Regions from separate parts of the Homo sapiens genome. Here region 1 is linked to region 2. A link is a loop called in an ENCODE intact Hi-C map of the cell type or tissue named here. Cell type or tissue: K562. All regions are shown on one strand. Links, peaks and the distances in the headings refer to the core of each region. The heading gives the core; the rest is flanking DNA.

The links. A loop is a pair of places that touch in the nucleus more often than their neighbours do. Peaks named below come from ENCODE experiments on the same cell type or tissue, not always from the same donor. Only the 100,000 strongest peaks of a DNase experiment are listed, where the experiment ranks them.
Region 1: it touches region 2 in a loop (2.4-fold over the local background); 1 of 110 quality-filtered maps calls a loop at or near these places.

What each region holds. Positions count from the first base shown.
Region 1 is chr3:6,515,297-6,521,776 of GRCh38, reverse strand. The region is part of intron 1 of LOC105376944 (a long non-coding RNA gene); the gene reads right to left. Among named protein-coding and RNA genes, the nearest start is that of GRM7-AS3, 290 kb to the left of the region's middle. In K562, for the core only: no CTCF peak of the experiment used is centred there; a DNase peak (open chromatin) is centred at 2,856.
Region 2 is chr3:5,767,292-5,773,771 of GRCh38, reverse strand. No RefSeq gene overlaps it. Among named protein-coding and RNA genes, the nearest start is that of MIR4790, 520 kb to the right of the region's middle. RefSeq lists an enhancer at 6,136-6,430. In K562, for the core only: a CTCF peak has its summit at 3,752; a DNase peak (open chromatin) is centred at 3,771.

The DNA of each region.
Region 1 (6,480 bases), core at 674-5,673, 750 kb before region 2:
AAAATTAATTCTGGGTTTCTCTCTTCTTCAAATTTACCTCTTTTTCTAAATTCCATTTTTCTGTGCATGTTCTTACAAGTTTTACAAGGTATGCTAGAAACATTATTACGGGCTAATAATCATGGTGTTAGCTCATGTAATCCTTCCAATAATATCATGAGCTAAATAATATCACAGATGAGACAATTAGACTCAAAGAGGTTATGTATCATTTCTGATGCAATGAGATAGGCTCTGGCTGGCAGAACTGGGCTTTGCCTGAACTGTCAGCTAGTTTTACTCAATGAGAATGTACACATAATAGAAACTAAGGGTTCTTCTAGCTATCCAATACAATAACAAGCAGGACCACAGAATGTAGTGCCGAGGGTACTGCTATGGTCTAAATGTTTGTGTCTCTTCAAAATGTATACGTTGAAAACCTAGCCTCCAAGATAATGGTATTGGGACGTGGTACCTTTGGGAGGGTATGGGTCGTGAGGATAGAGCCCTCATAAATGGGATTAGCCCTAAAAGAGAGGCCCAAGAGGGGTCTTTCCACTCACCAGGCACTGAATTTGCTGGTGCCTTGTCTTGGACTTCTAGCCTCCAAAACTGTGAGAAATAAATTTCTGCTGTTTATAAGCCACCCATTTATAATATTTTGTTATAAAATCCTGGAAAGGCTAAGACAGAAAATTGGTACTGAGAATGGAGTGCTGTTGCAGCAAATACCTTAAAATGTAAAAGTGGTTTTGGAACTGTGTAATGAGTAGATGCTGAAAGAGTTTTGAGGTGCATGCTAGAAAAACCCTGCATTACCAAGAGCAGACTATTAAGGGCTATTCTGGTGAAAGCTCAGAAGGAGAGGAGGAGAGTTGTACAGAAAACTTCCTTTTAGAGATTACCTACGTAAACATAGACAGAATGTTGGTAGAAACACAGACAGTAAAGACCATTCTGATGAGGCCTCAGGTGGAAATGAAGAACATGTTATTAGGCAATGGAGGAAAGGCCATCCCTGTTATAAAGTGGCAAAAAACTTGGCTGGATTGTGTTTTTGTTTTAGTGTTTTGGGGAAGGTAGAGCTTTTCAGAGGTGAAGATGAATATTTGACTGGGGAAATATCTAAGAAAAGCTTTGAAAGTTTGGCTTGGCTCCTTTGGACTGCTCATAGTAAAATGTAAGAAGAGACAAATGACTTAAAGATGGAATTGGTAATCAGAAGGGAAGTAGAACTTAAAGACTTGGAACATTTTCATTTTATCCATATTGAAAAGAATGAGAGCACATGTTCAAGAGAGAACATAAAGGTTGTGGCCAAACAACCATCTGAGAAGGAGATTATAGGCCATCTAAACAGAAGTAAGTACCTATTGTCCAAGACAATAGAAGATTAACCCATTAAGGAATTCAAAATTCATTAGAGCTGCCCCTCCCATCACAGGTCCAAAGTGCAAGAGTCCCAGTGGGTGAAGGGCCACTGCAGAGAACTACCATTAGGAAAAAGCCCAGCAAGAACATGTGGGTGTGGCCACCCCCAAAACCCCAGACCAGCAAGGACATGTGGGTGTGACCACCACCACCGGAAACCCAGACCCCCACTCCAGGCTCTAATTGTACACCCGATACTATGCTACCCAGTGGGCAATGGAGGAAAGGTCATCCTTGTTATAATGTGGGTAGCACAATATCTGGCCTACAATTAGAGCCTAAAGTGATCTTGGGGCATGACCAATGCACACAGTCTTGGGGAGGTGGGGCCATCACAGAGAACCACTTTAAGGGGAGGGCCCAGGCAGAGTTGCCACAGGGGTGGGTCATTCAAAGCCATGGGAGCAGGGCCACTGGGACCCCTGGAGGGTCTTGGCAAATCTGTGGGGCCACATTCCCAGTGTGCCCCTCCACGTCATTGTATCCAGAAAGTGGCAGTGCATACCAAGTGGGCCTAGAGAGCGGAGCATCAAGCCAAAGAGAATTATTCTCTAGCCTTGAAGTTTAATGTATTTTATCCCGTTAGGTTTTGGACTTGTTTGGGATCTGCCACTCCTTTCTTCTTTCTCATTTGACTCTTTTGGAATGGAAATGTCTGTCCTATGCCTGTTCCATCATTGTATGTTGAAAGCACATAACTTTTCTCGGTTTTATAGGCTCACAGTTGGAGAGTAATTTGCCTTAGAATGAATAGTAACTTGGGTCTCATCCATATCTGACTTAGACGATATTTAGATGAAACATTGTGCTTTAGACTTTTGAGTTGATGTTGGAATGAATTAAGGCTTTGGGGATTATTGGGCTTAACTGAAATAAAATGGATATATTTTTTCATGTGAGAATAACATAAATTTAGAAGAAGCAGGCCCAAATGCTATGGTCTAAATGATTGTGTCTCCCCAAAATTCATATGTTGAAATTCTAGCCTCCAAGATGATGGTAGTAGGGGGTGAGAGCTTCGGGAGGGTATTAAGTCATGAGGGCAGAGCCATAATGAATAAGATTCATGTCCTTTAAAGAAGACACAGAGTGGCCTTGTCCCTTCTACCAGATGAAGACACAGCATAAAGACAGCTGTATATGAACCAGGAAGCAGACCCTCACCAGACACCAGACAGCAAAGAAAATTTACTTCTGCAGAAGGGTGCTTCTCGCAGGTCTGGATGCCACAAGAGCACACTGAACAAAGGAGGGAAGGGGTTTTTATCCTTAACGCAACTTGTCCCTGCTACTGTGTCCTGCCTCCACTGGCTGGAGTTGGACCACACAACTTAAGCTGAACCTGGTTGGCTAACTTGAAAAGTGCAGGAATGCGGTTACACTGGCAGGAAGGACAATTTTGGCGGGAAGGGCCATTGTGATGGGAGGGGTAATTTACAGAATGGGTAGCAGATGTGAGCTCTGTAGATAACAACTGGAGGGAGAGTTGTTTACTGAAACCGAGACAGGGAGGCATAGAGAGTAAGGAAGTTTGGCCTTGAAAGTAGAGAACAAAGAACAAGGAAACTAAACAAGCTAAACCTTTGAAGAGGAACTTCTTCTTATATCTGACACATAGCTTATTAGAACCCAAGAATGTGTGATGACTGGGGACTAGAAAATGAGCTGGAGAAAATTTTCATGATTAACATTTCCTATTGTAATTATATAAGTAGTGACAAAATCATTGCAATATTTTCCAAATAGAATTGTCAAGAATGATACAAAATAAATATTATTATCATAGCAGCCACTAATAATGACAGTTGGAATATTTTAATGAAGTTCCTGATTCTGTTTGTGTTTGACTAGGGGAAAAAAAATTGACATAGATTAAGAAGTGATGATAGGTTAATTAGAAGGGGAATAAAGTAAGAATATAAATAATTTGCTAATAATGGTAGACTAAGGCTCATCCACATGCTCACTCTGGAAAGAAATCAGGCTATTTAAGAAAGTGTTTTCAAGTACTAATTTTTGAAATGACTTTAAATTCTAAGCCGTTGGTCAAATTGTCCAATACTTGGAATCTGGCATTCCAAGACAAACATTTATTTATTTTTTATTAAAAAAATCCCATGTTTACTTTTGTATGAATCTGGAATTATTCCAAAATGTTTTTTAAAAGTAGAAATTCTCACGTTTGGGACTATTGGTTGACTACCTTCATCCGTAAAAAGACAAGGTGAAACAAGAACCTTTTCTTCATTCTTCCTGTTTTTACACAAATCTTGAAATGGCATATTCCTGGGGAAATGGAATTTTTAAATCTCTGTAAACATAACCATTTAGTTTCATCCTTGTTAATATTCTGGCATCTACTGATATTTTAAGCTGGTCAAGGGTTTTGTTGGTCAAGGGCGGAAGGAACTGACTTTGTTTAAAGAATAGGTAGGAGTAAAAGACAAATGAAACTCTTCAAAAACAAGGAAAAGAATGTGTATCTGCCACATACATGTGCAGAATCTTTGCTACTATATTAAAATAACCTATGAGAAAAGGGGAAAAAAAAAGAAAATAAACACTAATAGTATTCGTTAATAGGTTGTACCTTTCATAAGGATAGAGGCCATGACTTGTTTTTCTTTACATTATCAGCAGGCAGCTCTACTTGGCAAATAAATACTAGATGGCCAAATATTGGTAAAATATTATTTTAAATACTAAGTGTTTTTCTATTTTTTACTCAAAATTTATATAGGATATTTTAATATTGTTATGTAAGTAAGAACAACTAACTGTAACAAAGAATATTTAAAATATGTATTTCCTATGGGTTTAGTGTTACTAACATCAATCACCCAGTGAGGGGGCTTTTATTAGCCACTTTGTCAGATGAAGGAGGAACAGAGAGATTTGGTAATTTAGTAAAACCCCACTTGTAATAACCGGAAAAACATGGGATGCCTCCTTTTAAAATTGCACTCTTTGCAAATTTGATTTCCAAGCAATTTTAATAGGTTTTTTGAAAAGATCCTTTCTCTGTCATCCCTGGCATCCTAGGGTCATATTGCTCAGTCTGAAGATTCCTCTAGCGACATGCAAACGAGAAAGAGATCCAAGCAAACTGTCATTGCTGGAGGCTTGTTACTGAAATTTCCAATTGCACACTTCTCTTTGCCTGTCTCTCAGCACAACTTGCATCCCCCAACAACACTTTCTTCTTTACCTCCCCACCTTTTAATGTGCCTACCAACCCCCATCCTTAAACCCAAAAAAGGCCTGAATTCGTCATCTCCATTCACTAAACAAATACATACCAAAAATGTGCTGAGCTCCCCAAATGAATCTTCTTTGGCTAGGACAGAATCAGGACAGGGGCATCATATTTTTCTCTATAGCCAAGGAGACAGAGTTACTGCATCATCCCAGGCCAGAAGAGAGACAAACAGCCTCTACCCAGCAGTACCAAAACCATTCTGCCTGTTTCAAGATTAGACACAACGGAATATGATAATACAGTTTCTAGTCAATGTGATTCATCCAACCTCATTCTGAAACCAAGTCCTGCTCACTTTCCTAATGTTCAAGAACAAAGCCTGCTGAGGTGCATGAAGTAAATATGATAGCTCCTAAAGGCAGCATCTATCATTTTTTTCTTACAAATGAAGAGTTTGCCTGCTCTGGCGTCAGTTCAGAATAATGTGCAGTTTGACCCTTAGAAATATTCCACAACAGATGCCAGCATACCTCTCTTTGAAATAAATGAATCAGGGTCATGGATGTTCCCCTGACTTTTAGGACAAAAGATCTAAGAGAAAGTTAGAAATTGGAACTTCCTACAACATATATAGATACATGCAGGCCTTATATGCCAGTGAATCTGTAGAAATTACCTCCCACTCCCAGCATCAGAGACCTTGTCACAAATGGTATCACTTAACTTTCTCAAGGCAAAATATATCCCTGTTTCCATCTGTTGTTACTCTTCCCTCTAACTTGTGCTAAGTTTCTTAAGCTACAATTATCCTCCCTAATTGCCTTGAAAGTAACAGGAGAAAGGTCAATTAGCACTATCTGTACAAGATAGCAAAGTGTTGTTTGGTTTCTATTCTCAGCATCCTCTTTTGATTTTCTAAATTTGTTTTGAGACTTAGCAGAGAATTAACTGATCACCTGGGCACAATTAGAAGAATCTAATCAAATAATGAAGTGATCAGCTTTGTCTTATTTCAAAAGAGCCACTTATTACCTGGACAAAATATAACTGAGCCTATTGCTAAATTTACCTAGCCCCCATTTTCTAAGCGTCTCCATTATTGCCATGGCTTGATTGTACTAATCTGAACAATACGAAATATTATCTTCCTATTGAAAACTGGCTCAGCAAGGATTCAAAGCAGGAATTCATAGAGACTCTGCCCACCTGATGCTTGGTACAATTCCTTCTGAAATAGTTAACCTCCTATGTCTGTTAAGGGCATGAATACACAGGAAAGGAGAGTGGGGGTGCTGAAAAAATATAGTGGGAGTTGCCAAGTGCTCCTGGATAACAAGAGGAAGTGATGTAGACAGAATGTTATTACAAAGTAACATCATCAAATCCAACTTGACGCCAGATATTTCATAGAAAGTGTAACAGATGGACCTAGGCCCACAAAGGGGGCCTCAGAAGGATTAAGACTTGAGTGGGCTGCTCATACTGAGGTGTGCCACCTTCTAGAATGCAATGAATGTCTGTTGAACTGAATTAAAATTCCTGCACTGACTTATCTTTGGTTTTTATATATCTTGCTTCAAGCATATGTCTCCCTACCTTTTATTTGCTTGATTTTAATTTAGTTTTGTTTTTGCGAGTAGAGTTATTAAAATGTAGATCAGGGCCGGCGCAGTGGCTCACACCTATAATCCCAGCACTTTGGGAGGCCGAGGCGGGTGGATCACGAGGTCAGGGGATTGAGACCATCCTGGCTAACACGGTGAAACCCTGTCTCTACTAAAAAAAAAAAAAAATACAAAACATTAGCCGGGCATGGTGGCGGGCACCTGGAGTCTCAGCTACTAGGGAGGCTGAGGCAGGAGAATGGC
Region 2 (6,480 bases), core at 1,009-6,008:
TACTTCCTAATTTCAAAACTTGGCACAAAGCTACAGTAGTAGGAAACTAACATACTTCTTTCAATGGTCAGTAGAATTAGCCAAAAAAAGACAATAATACAGAAGATTTGAAAAACATGATCATAAAATTAGCCAAAGTGACATAAAAAGTGAACATAAAATATGTAGCAAAATTGATCATATGTTCATCATGGGCAAGCCTCAAAAACATCAAAGAACTGAAATTTGTCAAGAGTATTTTCTCCAACCCTGGTGAAAATAAGCTAGGGATCAGTAACATAGATATAACTAGAAAATCTCCAACTGCTTGGCAATTAAGCAGTACACTTATGAATAATCCCGGGGTGAAATACAGAAATTGGAAAATGTTTTTAATGGAAGGATGATAAAACATGACATAAAAATTCAGGAGCATATAAGTAAGTTTGCAATTTTAAATGTGTGTATTAAAATGGAAGAATGCCCCCTTCACCCCAAAAAAGTGAGCCAAGTTTCAATCTCAAGAAGATAGAGAAACAAAATAGAAAATCAAATCGATACCCCATTGATTATAAATTTCAAAGAGAAAAGGTGCCTTTACAATGGAGAGATTTGTCAGGCACCACCTGAACCAGGTGATGGAATAAACCAGTATTGTACAACACCTGATTTGAAGCAGTAGAAAGTTTATAACATCGCCAAATTCAATTCTTGCCAAAAGTATTTTTTCTGAATCTAAAAATTAGGAAAACATTCCAGAGGTTGGAATATTTTACTACAAAACTTGGATTTTTAAAAAATATCTAAGTCATAGAAATATTTAAAAATAAAATAGTGAGTGAAATGTTCTAGACTGGGGTCAGAAAACTATTCAATGAAAACCAAATTCAAGGTGTGATCCCTGATTGGATCCTGAATTTACAAAACAAATAAGTAATAAAATAAAGTACATTTTGGAAATTTGAAAATGGACAGTATGCCATATGTAAAATAAGCATTTTATCATTCTTAGGTATCTTGGGTATCAAAATAATATCATGGTTGTGGAACAGGATATCTTTCTTCTATATAAATGCATGCTGAAGATTTAAGAGTAAAGTATCATGATGTCTACCACTTACTTCTAAACAAACCAAATAGAAATAAAAGAGTTAAATAGATATTTGTGTATGAGTACAATCATCCCTTGACATCCCCTTGACAAGCAGGATTGATTCCAGGATTCCTGCAAATGCCAAATTTCTCTGATGCTCAAGTTCCTTATGTAAAATGGCGTAGCATTTTCATATAACCTACGCACTTCCTCCCATATACTTTAAATTATTCCTAGATTATTATAGTACCTAAAACAATATAAATGCTATGTAAATAACTGTTATACTGTGTTTTAAATTTTTATTAGTTGTTGCTTTATTGTTATTTTTTTCAAATATTTTTGAGCCAAGTTTGGTTGAATCCTCAAATGAGGAACCTGCAGATAGAGGGCCAAACGTGTGTGTGTGTGTGTGTGTGTGTGTGTGTGTGTGTGTGTGTGTGTGTGTGTGTAGAGAGAGGGTGCCAGGGAAGGGAGAAAGGAGTGAAGATTAAGTAAATGAGGCCAAATATTATTACTTGATAGCTTTAGATGAAGGAATGGGTGTTCATTGTATTATTCTTTCAAATTTACTGTGGGTTTAAAATTTCCAAGAAAAAATGTTAGAAAAAAAATAAATAACATAAAATACCATGTTCAGACCTTACTCCAGAATTCTGAATCAACTAGCCTGTTGTGAAACCCTAAACATCATACTTTTTAATGGTAAAAATTTAAGGTGTACAATATGATGTTTTCATAGACATATGCATAGTGAAATATTTGCTACAGATAATCAATTTAACATATCTATAATCTCACATAGAACCTATTTTTTGTGGGAAGAGTACTGAAAATCTACATTCTCAAGCAACTTCTAGTATACAATACAATATTATTAACTATGGTCCTCATATCGTACATCTGATTTCTAGATTTATTCATCCTACATAACTGCTATTTTACTATTTTCTAATGTGAGTTCCAGGAGGAAAATCAGTAATGCAGGATAAAGAAAAGGTATATCAGGGTCAGAGAGATTTAAGTTGTTTCTGTCACTCATCTTCTCAACCTTTCTCTAAGCCTTATTTTCTCTGTCTGTAAAGTGTAAATAATACTACCAATGGCATAGAGTGTTATTATTAAATTAGATCATTACTGAAGACTACAAAAACAGCACAAAACATATTGCTTTTTCTAACATTGTCCCTACCTATTTGAGCAGGTTGTTAACAATATGAAAGGCAAGTGAGCAATGAACTAAGAAAAATGCGACAACCAAGAATGAGCTACAACAAGGAGAGATGGTCTGGAAACACATGACAATTACAATCTCTTGTCAGTGACTGGCTGTTAAAACTGCCAATAATGAAATCAACATTTCCAAAAGTTTAGGGCTACTGCATTTTTTTTGCCTTGTCCACATAGCATATGTTCTATCGATTACCTATTACTCTAATTTATATTTTAAAGCTTTTTACTCTTCCTGGTATAACCTATAGTTTTATTCTCATAGACATTAAAATGTATAACAGAATTTTAAATGTTTGATGTATCTAAATATATCTCATAAATTCTTGCAATATATGTACAACCTGATTATTTGTGTCCTGTTAAGAAACTGAAAAAAAATGTTAGTCACCATGATCCTTTGCTTCCTAAAGCATGAAGTTTCAATTGCTTTTGATTTTGCTCACTCATGCTTATTCAATCTTATTGGGTAGCAACCAGTATCTAAAGCCATATTCTTGAAAGTCATCATAAGATCATAGGATATTCTTTTATAAGCAAGTGAAATGTGCCCTGCAGCAGAACAGGAGACAACCAATCCACACACATAGTCATTAATTAAAAGAAAAGACATTGTTACTATAGTACTAGTGAAGAAAGTCAATCCATTTAAACCAGAAATTAGTTACTCGCCTTCAGGTTCGTATAAATAGACAAACAAATATAACATCATATATTCATCCATCCATCCATTCGTTTATTTATCTACATGTACATATATATACATATATGGGTGATACCAGAGGAGGGCAGGGAAGTGCTGGGTAGAGAAAGCGGAGTCCCTGGTGAGGGCTCCACCCTCGGGCCTATGCCCAAAGACCTAAGTGAGGACAGGCACTCCAGTTTTCCTGCCCAAATGTTTCATCTTTCAAGACCACTCTGGCCCGCTGCATCCCCCATCCTGTGCCTAAAAAAACTCCGAGACCCTAGCAGATACAGACACAAGTGGCTGGATGTCGAGAGGAACACACCGGCAGAAGAACACACGACAGACGCCAGCAGGTCATCAACGGCAGAACGATGGACAGCGTGGAATTCAGCCAGGGGCAGTCAGAAGAACAGACTCCAGGAGAGGACCACCTTCCCACTCCATCCCCCTTCTGGCTCCCATCCATCTGTTGAGAGCTATTTCCACCACTCAATAAAACCTTGCACTCATTCTCCAAGCCCACGTGTGGTCCAATTTTTCCAGTACACTAGGGCAAGAACCTGGGATACAGAAAGCCCTCTGTCCTTGAGATAAAGCAGTGGGTCTAACTGAGCTGATTAACACAAGCCACCTGCAGACAGGAAAGTTGAAAGAGCATACTGTCATACATGCCCACTGGGGCTTCGGGAGCTGTAAACACTCAACCCTAGAGGCTGCCATGGGTTCAGAGCCACAGAATGCTCCCCACGACCTGCTCATCTGCAGGCTCCCACTAGGGGTTAGAGCAGCAGGGCACCAAAGAAGCGAAGAAGCCAGCCACACCCTTGTCACACGCTTTGCAAGGGGGACAAGAGAACTTTTCCCGTTTTATGGGTGTGTGTGTGTGTGTGTATGTGTGTATTTATTCATTCATTTATCTGTTCACTTATTTATCCATTTATTCACTAAGCTACTTAGTCCTTCAATTATTCGTATAATATTGTAGTCAAAAAATAATTATTGACTCTTTACAATGGGCCACTTAATTTTTCTAGAAGCTGTGAAAAAGGAATTAAACAAAACAGACTATTATCTCTGCCTTCTTGGAGCTTACCTCCACAAGGAAAGACAAACAATAAACAACAATGATCAAAAAATAATATATATGTAAAATATATAGCAAATTAATTAAAGATTAGTACAAAAGAGGGGAAAAAAAGAAAGTAAGAAAGTGGAATAGCAAATGTTATATCAGCTGAAGGTGGTAAAAATTTAGTTAGGTAACCAGAGAAGTCTCACTGAAAAGGTGACTTTTGAGATAACTTTTAAATCAAGGACTAAAAAAAAAAAAGGTAGGCAAATTAAAAATACACACAAATGCTTATATGTACTCACACACATATACTCATACACACATATGCATATATGTGTTTATACATATATACATTCAGTGTATCCCTCCTCATGGAGAACATGTTTCTACAGAAAAAAAAAAAATGTCAGCTGACTTAAATGGTGCTTACTGATATTGTTGACTTGGATTCTGGGACAGGCCCTTTATCCTGAAGGGTACCAGTAAGAGTTTGTGGACTGGCACTGACAACACATCAAGTAACACTGACTAAAGGCAGTGGAGGTCAAAGTAAGATTCAAGGTCTTTACATTGAGACAAACGGCAGACAATTGAAGGGTTTGGGGCAGAGGAGTGACATGATCTAACATACCTCTTAGAAGTTTCACTTTTACTTTGAAAATCTGTATTTCCTGAGATTCAAAATAAAGGTGGGGGGGTTTGGTGGGGGTAGTCTGTGCCATCACCATCTCTTCCTAGAATATCATATTAACTGGAAACACTTCCTCCTATTCAAGAGCACAGAACTCTGAAGCAGGTGTCATATTTTAAAGCCCAGCTTCCTGTGCATAGACAAGTCTGGTTGAGAAACTGAAAAATAATTGAACCATCTCAAATCCCTAGCATCCAAATGTCACTTGGATTGAATTATCTGCCTCTCTCAACTACACTATCTCTGCATCTCATTTCCATCTGCTCTGCTCTGTTTGCAAGGAACTGGATCTGAAACCAACCATGCGCATCTCTGGCTTTGAAAACTAGCCTGCCGTCTAGAAAAGTGGAGTTAATTACTTATATGAAGTGACTGAAGAATCAAGGGAATGTACTTTTGATGGTGCTAATATATCGGCTTTATTGGAACAGGGTTTTGTTGGTCCCTTGATGAGACACTGTATAATACACGAAAGGCAAATTTCAAGCTTAGAAATGTCAAAACTGCAGCCCACCAAAGGAGCTGTGACATCTTAAAGAGCTATTTGGGGAAGTTCGTGGCTCTGGCAGGATGATGGACTGCATTTGTGTTTGATGTTTAATTCTCCAAGCTCAAAATAGGGATTTGACTCTTTGTGTAGTTTGTAATTCGTAATACTTTTTTACATTAAAAAAAACCCCAAAATCAAAACAGCATTTCCTCATTTGGGCTCACCTCCACTTTTACTCTTATCCTCCAGCTAACCAGCAGTAACAATGCTTCCCAGGAAACCATATCATGGCTGCCTACCTACCAGTTAAATGTTGAATTCATCTATTATCTGAAAAAGTGTGGTCAACAAGGGACATACAGCCAGTTCCAACTTCTGCCTCTTCTGTTCCTCATCTACTGAAAGTAACTATTTATAAAAATCATTCCTTGGAATGGTTAATAGAATGAAGCTTCTCTGGATTTTAGAGAAAAGAAAAAGACCAACCGTTGTCAGGTGATCCGTGGTAGACAGACTAAATCTCATCCCACCTCTTCAAGATCCCTGCATCCTTATCTATCCCTGGAACCTAAGAATATAGTTGCATTATATGGCAAGAGGGACTTTGGAGATGGAATCAAAGTTACAGGTCTGAAATTAGGAATGTTATCCTGAATTATTCCAGGGAGCCCAATGTAGTCACATGGCCCTTTCAGAGTGAGAAGGGCCAGCTAGAAAAAATAAAAAAAGCACTGACAGAAAAAGGACCAAAAAGAGGCTGGAGAGATTGGACACTTGGAGGAGCTTGACCCGCCATTGCTGGCTTTGAGGACACAGGCCCAGGGGCAGAGAGAGAAAGAGAACAATTTCTATAGTTGTGATCTTGGGATACCACCGTGCCACTCAATGGGCACACGCCTTCAGGGAACCTGAATCTGGTGCTCATGAGTGACTCCCAGGCCCTAAGTAACTCCTATTATATGAGCTTCTTGTTACACTGAGTGTAGTGTAGGAGTATGACCTCAGCATTTAAAGAGACATGTTTTCCAGAAAAAACTATGGCCCTCAAGTATAAGCCAACTCCATCTGCTGGCAATCAGATAAAGAAAATATGACTCATCCCAATACTTAAGAAAAAGACAGCTATCTTGAGCTACACATTGCTTATATTTTATAACAAAGTGCCTGCTAAAAAGCTTCAAAAGGTAAATCAAATAAATTTTTGCCTTAAAACCTAATCTCAACTAAAAGTGATTCC